Linked DNA regions of Mus musculus: region 2 is linked to region 1. The links are chromatin loops, found by intact Hi-C in ENCODE. Cell type or tissue: heart. All regions are shown on one strand.

Region 1 (5,000 bases):
TACCTCTCCTGGGCATATATCCAGATGTCCCAACCGGTAAGAAGGACACATGCTCCACTATGTTCATAGCAGCCTTATTTATAATAGTCAGAAGCTGGAAAGAACCCAGATGTCCCTCAACAGAGGAATGGATACAGAAAATGTGGTACATTTACACAATGGAGTACTACTCAGCTATTAAAAAGAATGAATTTATGAAATTCCTAGGCAAATGGATGGACCTGGAGGGCATCATCCTGAGTGAGGTAACACAATCACAAAGGAACTCACATAATATGTACTCACTGATAAGTGGATATTAGCCCAAAACCTAGGATACCCAAGATATAAGATACAATTTACTAAACGCATGAAACTCAAGAAGAATGAAGACCAAAGTGTGGACACTGTGCCCCTTCTTAGAATTGGGAACAAAACACCCATGGAAGGAGTTACAGAGACAAAATTTGGAGCTGTGACGAAAGGATGGACCATCTAGAGACTGCCATATCCAGGGATCCACCCCATAATCAGCTTCCAAACGCTGACACCATTGCATGCACTAGCAAGATTTTGCTGAAAGGACCCAGATATACCTGTCTCTTGTGAGACTATGCCGGGGCCTAGCAATCACAGAAGTGGATGCTCACAGTCAGCTAATGGATGGATCACAGGGCCCCCAATCGAGGAGCTAGAGAAAGTACCCAAGGAGCTAAAGGGATCTGAAACCCTATAGGTGGAACAACAATATGAACTAACCAGTACCCTGGAGCTCTTGACTCTAGCTGCATATGTATCAAAAGACGGCCTAGTCGGCCATCACTGGAAAGAGAGGCCCATTGGACACACAAACTTTATATGCCCCAGTACAGGGGAACACCAGGGGGAAAAAAAAAAAAAAAAAAAAAGGGAATGGGTGGGTAGGGAAGTGGCAGGGAGGGTATGGGGGACTTTTGGGATAGCATTGGAAATATAATTGAGGAAAATGCGTAATAAAAAAAATCTTAAAAGACAAAAATGGAAACAAGTAACCTCTGGGACCCTTCTGTCCTGCACATGCACAGGTGACCTCAGTTCCCTCCCACGTCACCCTTCCTTCCCCAGGCAGAGCCCCTGCAATACAGGGATGGAAGATCCCTTTTCTTTGCCATTTGACGGCCTGGGGTGGACCTGTGCTGACTTCCCTGAGGAAGAGGTTTCAATGGGACCTCTTCCTCCTCTTCTTCTCCCTCCTCCTCTTCCTTCTCCTCTTCCTCCTTGTCCTTTAGATTTTTGAGGCTTGGTTTCTGTAGGCATATATTTTTCATGCCTATTTTAATAAGGGTTCAACCTCTCCTCTAGCCTGCCACCCACCAGAGGTAGTGGGAAAAAACTTTATTAGGACACGGTGGAAGTGGACCTGTTTAGAAATAGTTCTTTGGGGCAATTCCAGTTTTAATTGTTTCCAGCCCAGCCCATGAGCAAACACCTCACACGAATCAGCAGCTGCAGTCCACTCAGCAGACACCACACACGAATCAGCAAGGGCAGTTCCACCCAAAAGAAAGCCCAAGTCTGAGGAATTAGCAAGAAGCTGCAGGAACCTCACAAGAAGCTCTTTAGTGAATTTCTCTCTATGAAAGTTACAATTGAAGCTCAGCCATGCAATGTAAGGCGAGCCAATACATGTGTGTCATCAGAGAAGACTAACAAGGCAGAGCAAAGTGAACCAATGTCCCACTGTCTGTGGGGTCATAATATATATATATATATATATATATATATATATATATGTATATATATATATATATATATATTAAACATCATACATTCTTTCACCTGTCTGCCTCACCAAAACATCATTATACCTTGAGTCTTCAAAGTAACCAGAAATGCCCACTTTAGGTCTCTCTGTATAGCCAGAACTCACTCTGTAGACTAGGCAGGCCTCATACTCACAGAGATCCTCCTGCCTCTGCTTCCCATGTACTGGGATTAAAGGCACCACCACTGCCTGGCTCACTGGGTAACCTTCTTCTTCTTCTTCTTCTTTTTTTTTTTTTTTTTTTTTTTTTTGGTTTTTTCGAGACAGGGTTTCTCTGTATAGCCAGCCCTGCCTGTCCTGGAACTCACTTTGTAGACCAGGCTGTCCTCGAACTCAGAAATCCACCTTCCTCTGCCTCCCAAGTGCTGGGATTAAAGGCATGCGCCACCATGTCCGGCACACTGGTAACCTTCTTAAACATGCACTTGCACCTCTTGGTATGAAATCTCTCTCTCTCTCTCTCTCTCTCTCTCTCTCTCCCTCCCCCACCCCTGTCTTCTAGGTTGGCCCTAAAGAGATAGCTCAGTGATCAAGAGTGCATTTTACTCTCTTAAAGAATCCTGGTTCAAATCCCAGCAGCTACATGGTGGCTCACAACACTCTGTAACTCCAGTTCCAGGAGGATTGAACACCTCTGGCCTCTAAAGGTTTCTGAACACATGTGGTGCACAGAAACTCAAACAGTCATTGTCTTAATCAGGGTTTCTATTGCTGCACAAATACCATGACCTACAAGCAAGTTGGGGAGAAAAGGGTTTATTCAGCTTACACTTCCACATCACAGTTCATCACCAAAGGAAGTCAGGACTGGAACTCACACAGGGCAGGAACTTGGAGGCAGGAGCTGATACAGAGGCCACGGAGGGACGCTGCTTTCTGGATTGCTTTCCCTGGCTTGCTCAGCCTGCTTTCTTATAGAACTCAGGACTACCAGCCCAGAGATGGCACCACCCACAATGGGCTAAGCCCTCCCCACTTGATCACTAATTGAGAAAATGCCTTACAGCTGGATCTCATTTCTTCAATGGCGGCTCCTTTCTCTGTGATAACTCCAGCTTGTATCAAGTCCACACACAAAAACCAGCCAGTACAGTCATGCATACCTACACGTGAAAGAAAATAAACATTTTTAAAGTCCCCTGCATCTCTTTGTCCTTCACACCACTATGCCCTCAGCTTTGGCTGGCTCCTTCCTCTAAGCGGAGGGACAGGCCAAACTCTGAATTCTGGAGGGAGGTTTGCTGTGTCAACCGCAGGTCTGGAAGGAAGCCACTGGAGGGCGCCAGAGCAGAACTGAGCAAGTTGACCACAGGGGAAGCCCTGTGTCTTCACTGAAGCCTCTCTCTTATCATACCCGACCTCCTCCAGCCACTCTGGAAAATCCTTCCCAGGGCTGCCCTGGACAGAGCTGGAGTCCTGAGGGAGGGCTACACCTGTCTACAGGGGTTCAGCTGGTACAAGGCTGGCACAGTTAAATCTTTCTCCATGAAGCCTCTCAAGGCCTTCAGAATGCCCTGCGTGGAAGGGATGGGAGGAGCCTATTTAGTTTTTCATATTGAGGCCCTTTGGACTTTTCCTGAGCCTATACAAATGAGGGGGGCTCAGTAGCCCCCAGGTAGCTTTGGAATGGGGCTGTGGTTACTGGCAGAGAGCGGGAACCCCCGCTGGACCCTGACTTCCAGGATGAGTCAGTATAGCCAGAGACCAAGATGAGTCAGTTGTCCCCACGGGACAGACCCAAAGTGCTCACAGGCCCTCCAGGCCCAGGAGCACATCCTGGTGCCCGAGGGCTGCACACTCCGAACTGCACAGGCCAGAAGCTCTGTCCTCTGGAGTCTTCCTGACTTCTCCCCATGTCCTTGTCCCACTGGCTGTTTATCTGTAACCCTTCACAGTCTCCTTTATGCCAGTAGCCATAGTAACTAACATCCTTTCCTGACTTCTAAGAAAGCATTGTAGACAGACAGTTCCTACATTTGAGGAAGGGGCCTTGGGAAGCTCTGTGTATTCAGAGTCCCCGCCATGTGAGACTGGCATCTGATGGAGGCTTTTTATGTGGGCTCTGTAGTTGGATCATAGGGGGGCTAGCTGGTGTCAGGAGGACCTGATGAATGACCTGACACGGAGGAGCCTGGGAAGTGGGGTAGTGGACAGACGTCACGTGGAGCCTGACAGGGACCAGACAGTGGCATACACAGCTGGCATGCCAAGAACAATATTCCTGAAACAGGGAGAGCATTGGTTTCAACTGCAGGAACATGGCCCCAGTTCTGCCAAGGACTACCTCAGGGCGTGCTCGCCAAGACAAGAAGAGGGAAGTGTCCAAAGGTGGTCTGGGTAAAACCAAACATGACAAGGTGCAGGCTGGGGGCTGGAAAAGTCCAGAGGGCACAGTCCCAAGATCCTAGAGCATCCTCGAGCTGTCCAGGTGAGGGAAAGAGGGAAGACCTTGCCCACTGCTCCATCTGTGCAGTGACAGCTGGCAACCTGCTTGCCACCCCTACTCCACCTGTATCTCCAGCTGACTTGGAGGAATGGGAATTCAGGTGTGAATTTGACCCCAACACTTAGGAAAACAAAGACCATAAAGTAGGTCATAAAAATGACAGGGATACTTTTTCCCCCCATGGCTCCAGAGACCAGAAGCCTGAGAGCCAACTTTCCTGGGGTCAGTTCCATCAACAGCCTCTGAGGGAAAGTGCTTCCAGAGTCTCCTGACACTCTTGGTATGTGGACATGCCTCTCCCTGGTGCTATGCTCTGATGGCACCTGCTGTGTCTCTGCCTGTCTGTGTCACTGACCGTGCTCCTTTCTCCTGCAGGGAAACCAGTCAGGCCCGGGGCCTCCCAAAATACAAGTGATCTCCTCTCAAGACTCTTCCTTATCTTGTCACAACTGTAAAGACTCTGGGTCCAGAAGCCACACTCACAAGTCCCCGGGGAGTTAGGACCGAGTAGTATCATTGGTGTATGAAGGGGGCACCGTTCAAATCATAGGCATTCCTGATCAAAGCTAGCTGACAGCCCTTGGATGCTGGCGCCCTGGATCCTGATGCAGTAGGTGCTGATGCTAAGGGAGTAGAGCCCTGTTCCAGGGGACCATCCCACGTGCTATAATATCAGAGAGGATGGACCTGCAGCACATTCTCCATCAGGGCTGTATCCCCATCCGTATGCTAACTGTGAATAACGACAGGATTCTGAAGGCTGCCATCTTC
Region 2 (5,000 bases), 63 kb after region 1:
GTGTGCTCAGGGGTAGCTTTCCTCCCTGTGCTGGGCCGCTTACTGAGAAGGAATCCCATTGGGTGAACAGGACTGTAGTCAGAGACACCATATACACACACATACACACACATACACACACCACACACACAGCACATATACCACTGTCGTCAAAGAGACTGCACACGGCAGCCATAGTGACTGTGGTGGTGTCTGCTAGTGTTTTCAGAGTCTTTTCCATGTTGGAGACAAATAGGAAGAGATTCATATTGGAGAGGGAGTGGGAGAGGGAGAAGGAGAGGCTGAGGTTGTGGCTCAATTGGTAGAGTGCTTGCCTAGCATACCTGAAGTCCCAAGTTCAAATCCTAGCTTGGCAATGAGATGTGCTGGTGCCTGCTGATGGCAACAACTGCCTTGAAGTTCAAAGGAAAACAGCTGGCTCCTCCAGTGTTAGGGACAGCTTTGCCACACCATAGTGGTTGTGTCACCTCAAGGGGATGACTAGCCACTCGATACCAAAGCCTCTTTACGAGGCAGAGAAGCAGGTAGCCTTTCATAATATCCTCATTGCTTAATGCCAAGGAAGTGACTCTGACCTTTTGGAGTGGCGTCATTTGAGATGCCCAAGGAGACCTTGCAAGCTTCTTCCTGCAGGGTCCTCTAGGAGAGAGGCTGGAGACTGGGCTGTTGGTGTTAAGAGCACTTGCTGCTCTTTCAGAGTTCAAGGCCCATCACCCATGTCCTACAGCTCACAACCACCCGCACTTCTGCTGGAGGGGATCCAGCGCCCTCTTCTGGCTTCTGAGGGTATCATGCACATGGCAGCAGACATGCAGACAAACACATCTTGTAAAGAGAAATAACCTAAACCTTTAAAACTCAAAGGAAGGATGAAGGAAGGGAGGAAGAGACAAAAAGAAAAGCCTTTCTCTGCAGTGTTAGGAAGGACAGGAGTAAGATGGGAAAAGTGGGGACACCACACACACACACACATACCACACATACACCACATACACATATACACACCATACACATCACACACACACATATACACACACATACACACACCACACATACCACACACATACCACACACACCATACACACACATACCATACACATATACCACACACAGACTGCACACATATACCACACATACCAAATACAGACACCACACACACACAACACAACCACATACACAACACAACCACACACACAACACACACACACATATATGCCACACACACCACACACACGTACACACTCACACACACACACACAGCTAGCTGCTGGGAAATGTCTTCCTCAGCAGGGCAGCTAAAGAGCTGGGTAATTAAGGCATTGAGAAATCAAGCCCTCTCCCGACTCTGAGGTTCTGTTCTGGTTCCAAGGGCTCCTTTCTCTCCTTCGTTGTTTCCTGGTAGCCAGTGCTTCAAGACCAAAATCTCTGGAAATAAGCAGGGTGTTGCAGTACAAGCCTATAAGCCTAGCATCCTGGCTGAGGCAGGGGAATGGAGAATTCAAGACCAGGACTGGCTACAAAGTAAAAAGAATCCTGAAGTAGGGCTGGGGTGTAAATTATTGGGCTTAGGTTTAATCCAGAAGTGGGGGTGGGGGCTGGGGGGTATGAAGATCAAAAGAAAATGGGAAGTCCACAGCAGATAAATTAACACAGTTCCTGGGAATGAAGATGAGCCCTCCGTGGCCAGTAAGACTCTCTAGACCTTATCCAGAGGTCCTAAAATGACCTCATGCAGAAATGTCCTTGGAGAAAGTCTCCCACAGATGACAGGACTGTGCTTACCCGCTAAGATGTCCCCACAGCCCTCAGCAGACGACTCTGAACACCTTCGCAAAGCAGTGATGGCTTGTGAATCCATGGGATACGCCTGTGCAACCTGGGTCCTGGGTTGGGGGCATGCCTGGGTGCAACCATGTGTTCCTATTCCCATCATGCTCTGGGTGGGAGCCACATCTCTATTATACCTGCCTTCCTGTGTTTTGCAGATGTTCAAAGGACCTGACAAAGACATCGAGTTTATCTACACGGCCCCCTCTTCAGCAGTGTGCGGGGTCTCGCTGGACGTTGGAGGAAAGAAGGAGTATCTAATTGCAGGTGTGTGGGAGTTCACCCTTCCCCACTGAGTGCTGAATTGTGGTGCAGAGAATTCCAGTGTCCTGGTCCCTAAGGAACAAACTTCCCACACTGCCCTCTAGGGACGAAAGAGCAGAATTGCATTGGGCCAGGGACTGCTGATAGCCCATGTACAGGAGACATGAGTGGCCTTTGTTGGAGGCACCCACCTGGCCCTCACCTATACAGAAGCCGTCTGTATTAGCAGCCTCTCCAGCAGGCCACATTCTTGGGAAGGCCAGCAGCAATCTCTTCCCTGGGCACTGGCTGGGCGTTTAGGGGCTTTCCCATTTCCCTACAGAGATCGCACAGGTCCTCCACTGTCATATTATAAAGGTGTTGCCGTGATCCCCCAGTGCAGAAGAGGGCTTGGCCTTGAGCATAGTGATTAGCCTGGGGTCTGCTTGCAACACCTGCCAAGAGCCAATGGTTATATTTCCTATGAGCTGATTGCGATCATAGAGCAGCTTAAAACCAGAAGTGGTAGATAGAGGTTCTTAAGAATAGGCTTGGAGCACCCCTGCTGGCTCTACCCAAAAAACAGGTTTATTTTTATGTATCTTGAGTGTTTTGCCTGCTTCGCTAGCCACCAGGATTCTTGTAGCCTGTATCCAGTCCAAGTCAAGGAGAAGAATCTGGGGCTTGGGTATCTCCTCAGGAGAATCCATGTGTGGTTAGGGCTAAGAGCCAGTTTCTAACTAGAACCTTCCTTGACAAAGGCCAGGAGTTACGGATAGCTGGTTAGTACATACTGGGTGGGGTTTACCTCAGGGGCCAGGCATGCCATCTCCTGTGCACATGGATACCAGGAGTATTTTTTTTTTAACCTCTTGGGGCCAGACCTGTCGGTCAGAGCTGCTTATCACTTGGATATCCCAAATATGGGCACTGCTTTCTGTTCCGTGAGATAAAAACCAGCCCACTGAACCATTTAGAGGCTTCAAATAGGCAGGCAGCCTACAAATAGGTAAGCCATGTCTTGCTATCAGGAGCCTGACACACAGTGACTGCTACAAGCAGGCTCAAACTCGTGCCTCATTCCTCGTGCCTCGATGGTGTGAGGAAGCTGCAGGATGCCTGAGCAAAGTGGGGGCGGGGGGGACAATGGGAGAGTCTTGCAGGGCAGCGGTTTCATGGTCAGTGCTGGGGCTGCTCTGTTTTGTAGACTTGGGCATGCATTAAGGCACTCTCCGTGCCTCTTCCCTGCCTTCTCTAAGAGCCAGGCTCTGGGTCCAAACAGGAGGCCAGATAATTCCAGTGACCATGTGGGCGGATGTCATAGTTTCTGTCATGCCATATCCCTGCCATCCACATTGTCTGTCAGAGGTTTTCCACATATGCCGTGCTTTCTCCTGTCCATGCAACACCCATGCTTGCCATTGCCTCCTCTGTCTTAGAAGAATGTCACACAGATATCATCACACAAGTCTTCTAGGCCTGCTAAGACCCAACTCCACTGCAGCTCCAGGTACAATGCAGACTAAAGGTACCCGAAGCCACTCAGGAACCATGCACCTGGCATCTTAGACTATATAACACTTGCTGCCCCGGACACACTCCTGACTAGCCACAGAGCATACTGTCAATACATGACACTTGTAAATAGGCTGCATGCTGTTTTAAAAACTTCACTAGTATAGTTAGGTATGGTGGCATACATCTTTAGTCCTGGCACTTGGGAGGAAGGAGAAGGCAGATCTCTGTGAACTCACAGTCCTAGGCAATGAGATCTTGTTTCAACAGCAACAAACAACAACAAAACCATAAAACTCCTTCCTGCAGGATCTAGGCTAGTTAGATTGCCAGTGGGTGAAGGCACTGGCCATTAAGCCCGAGTTTGATCCCCAGGACCTACACAGTAGAAGAAAAGCAACTCTTGAGTTTTCTTCTGATTTACACACACACATGTGCATGCACACATGCATGCACATGGACCCACTCACCCATATACACACACACATGCACACACACATCACACATGGACACACATACACACAGATGCACACATACACACACACACATGCACACTCACCCATACACACAAAATGCATGAAAGTAACAAAAACTGCAGAAACATGTAAAATGGAGTGTGCCTCTATAACTGCCTGAGCAGAGGACTCGGTGGCACTAAATGTATCCACAAGAGTGTGTAGCTATCACTGTCTATTCCAAGACTGTGTCATCTTCCCAAACTACATCTTGGTCCCACTGGCCACAAGCATCTCAGTCCTTGTCTTGCCCCAGGGCCTGGGTTCTGGTCCCTGCCATCTACTTTCAGTTTCTGTGAACTTACATATTTTAGGCAGCTCTCAGGTCTAGCAGGGTTATATCCTTTTGTGGCAGTTTATTTTACTGGGCATGAAGCCAGGTTCTGTTCATGTTATAGCAAGTGTATGACCTGTCTCCCTTTTTATACGTATGTGTATATACATATATACACACATATATGTATATACATACATACATATACACACATATACATACATACATATACACACGCATGCACATACATACATATATGAATACATACACACACTATATACACATATAAACACAGTCATACATAAACATACACACATGTACATACCCATATACACATATATATACATATATATTAACACACAAACACACCCATATATACATATACACATACACATGTATGGACATGTACATCCACATGCATACCCATATACACATGCATCCATCCATCCATCCATCCATGTATATGCTCATATACATTCACATACATACATACATACATACACACTTATATATCATATATATATATATATATATATATATATACATACACATATACATGCATACACACTTATATATACAGATTCACATACATTCACATGTATATACCATATATGCATGCATGCATA

What was found. Hi-C counts contacts between places; a loop is a spot of excess contacts. Peaks named below come from ENCODE experiments on the same cell type or tissue, not always from the same donor. Only the 100,000 strongest peaks of a DNase experiment are listed, where the experiment ranks them.
Region 2: it touches region 1 in a loop (5-fold over the local background); 27 of 42 quality-filtered maps call a loop at or near these places.

Annotation. Positions count from the first base shown.
Region 1 is chr11:118,377,886-118,382,885 of GRCm38, reverse strand. No RefSeq gene overlaps it. Among named protein-coding and RNA genes, the nearest start is that of Lgals3bp, 22 kb to the left of the region's middle. In heart, a CTCF peak has its summit at 3,054 (motif pointing right); DNase peaks (open chromatin) are centred at 3,065, 3,415 and 4,005; H3K27ac peaks cover 742 bases.
Region 2 is chr11:118,314,513-118,319,512 of GRCm38, reverse strand. Timp2 (tissue inhibitor of metalloproteinase 2) reads left to right here. Exons shown (of 5, transcript NM_011594.3): 3 at 1,986-2,094. Among named protein-coding and RNA genes, the nearest start is that of Cep295nl, 26 kb to the left of the region's middle. In heart, CTCF peaks have their summits at 779 (motif pointing left) and 2,203; a DNase peak (open chromatin) is centred at 2,262; H3K27ac peaks cover 1,036 bases.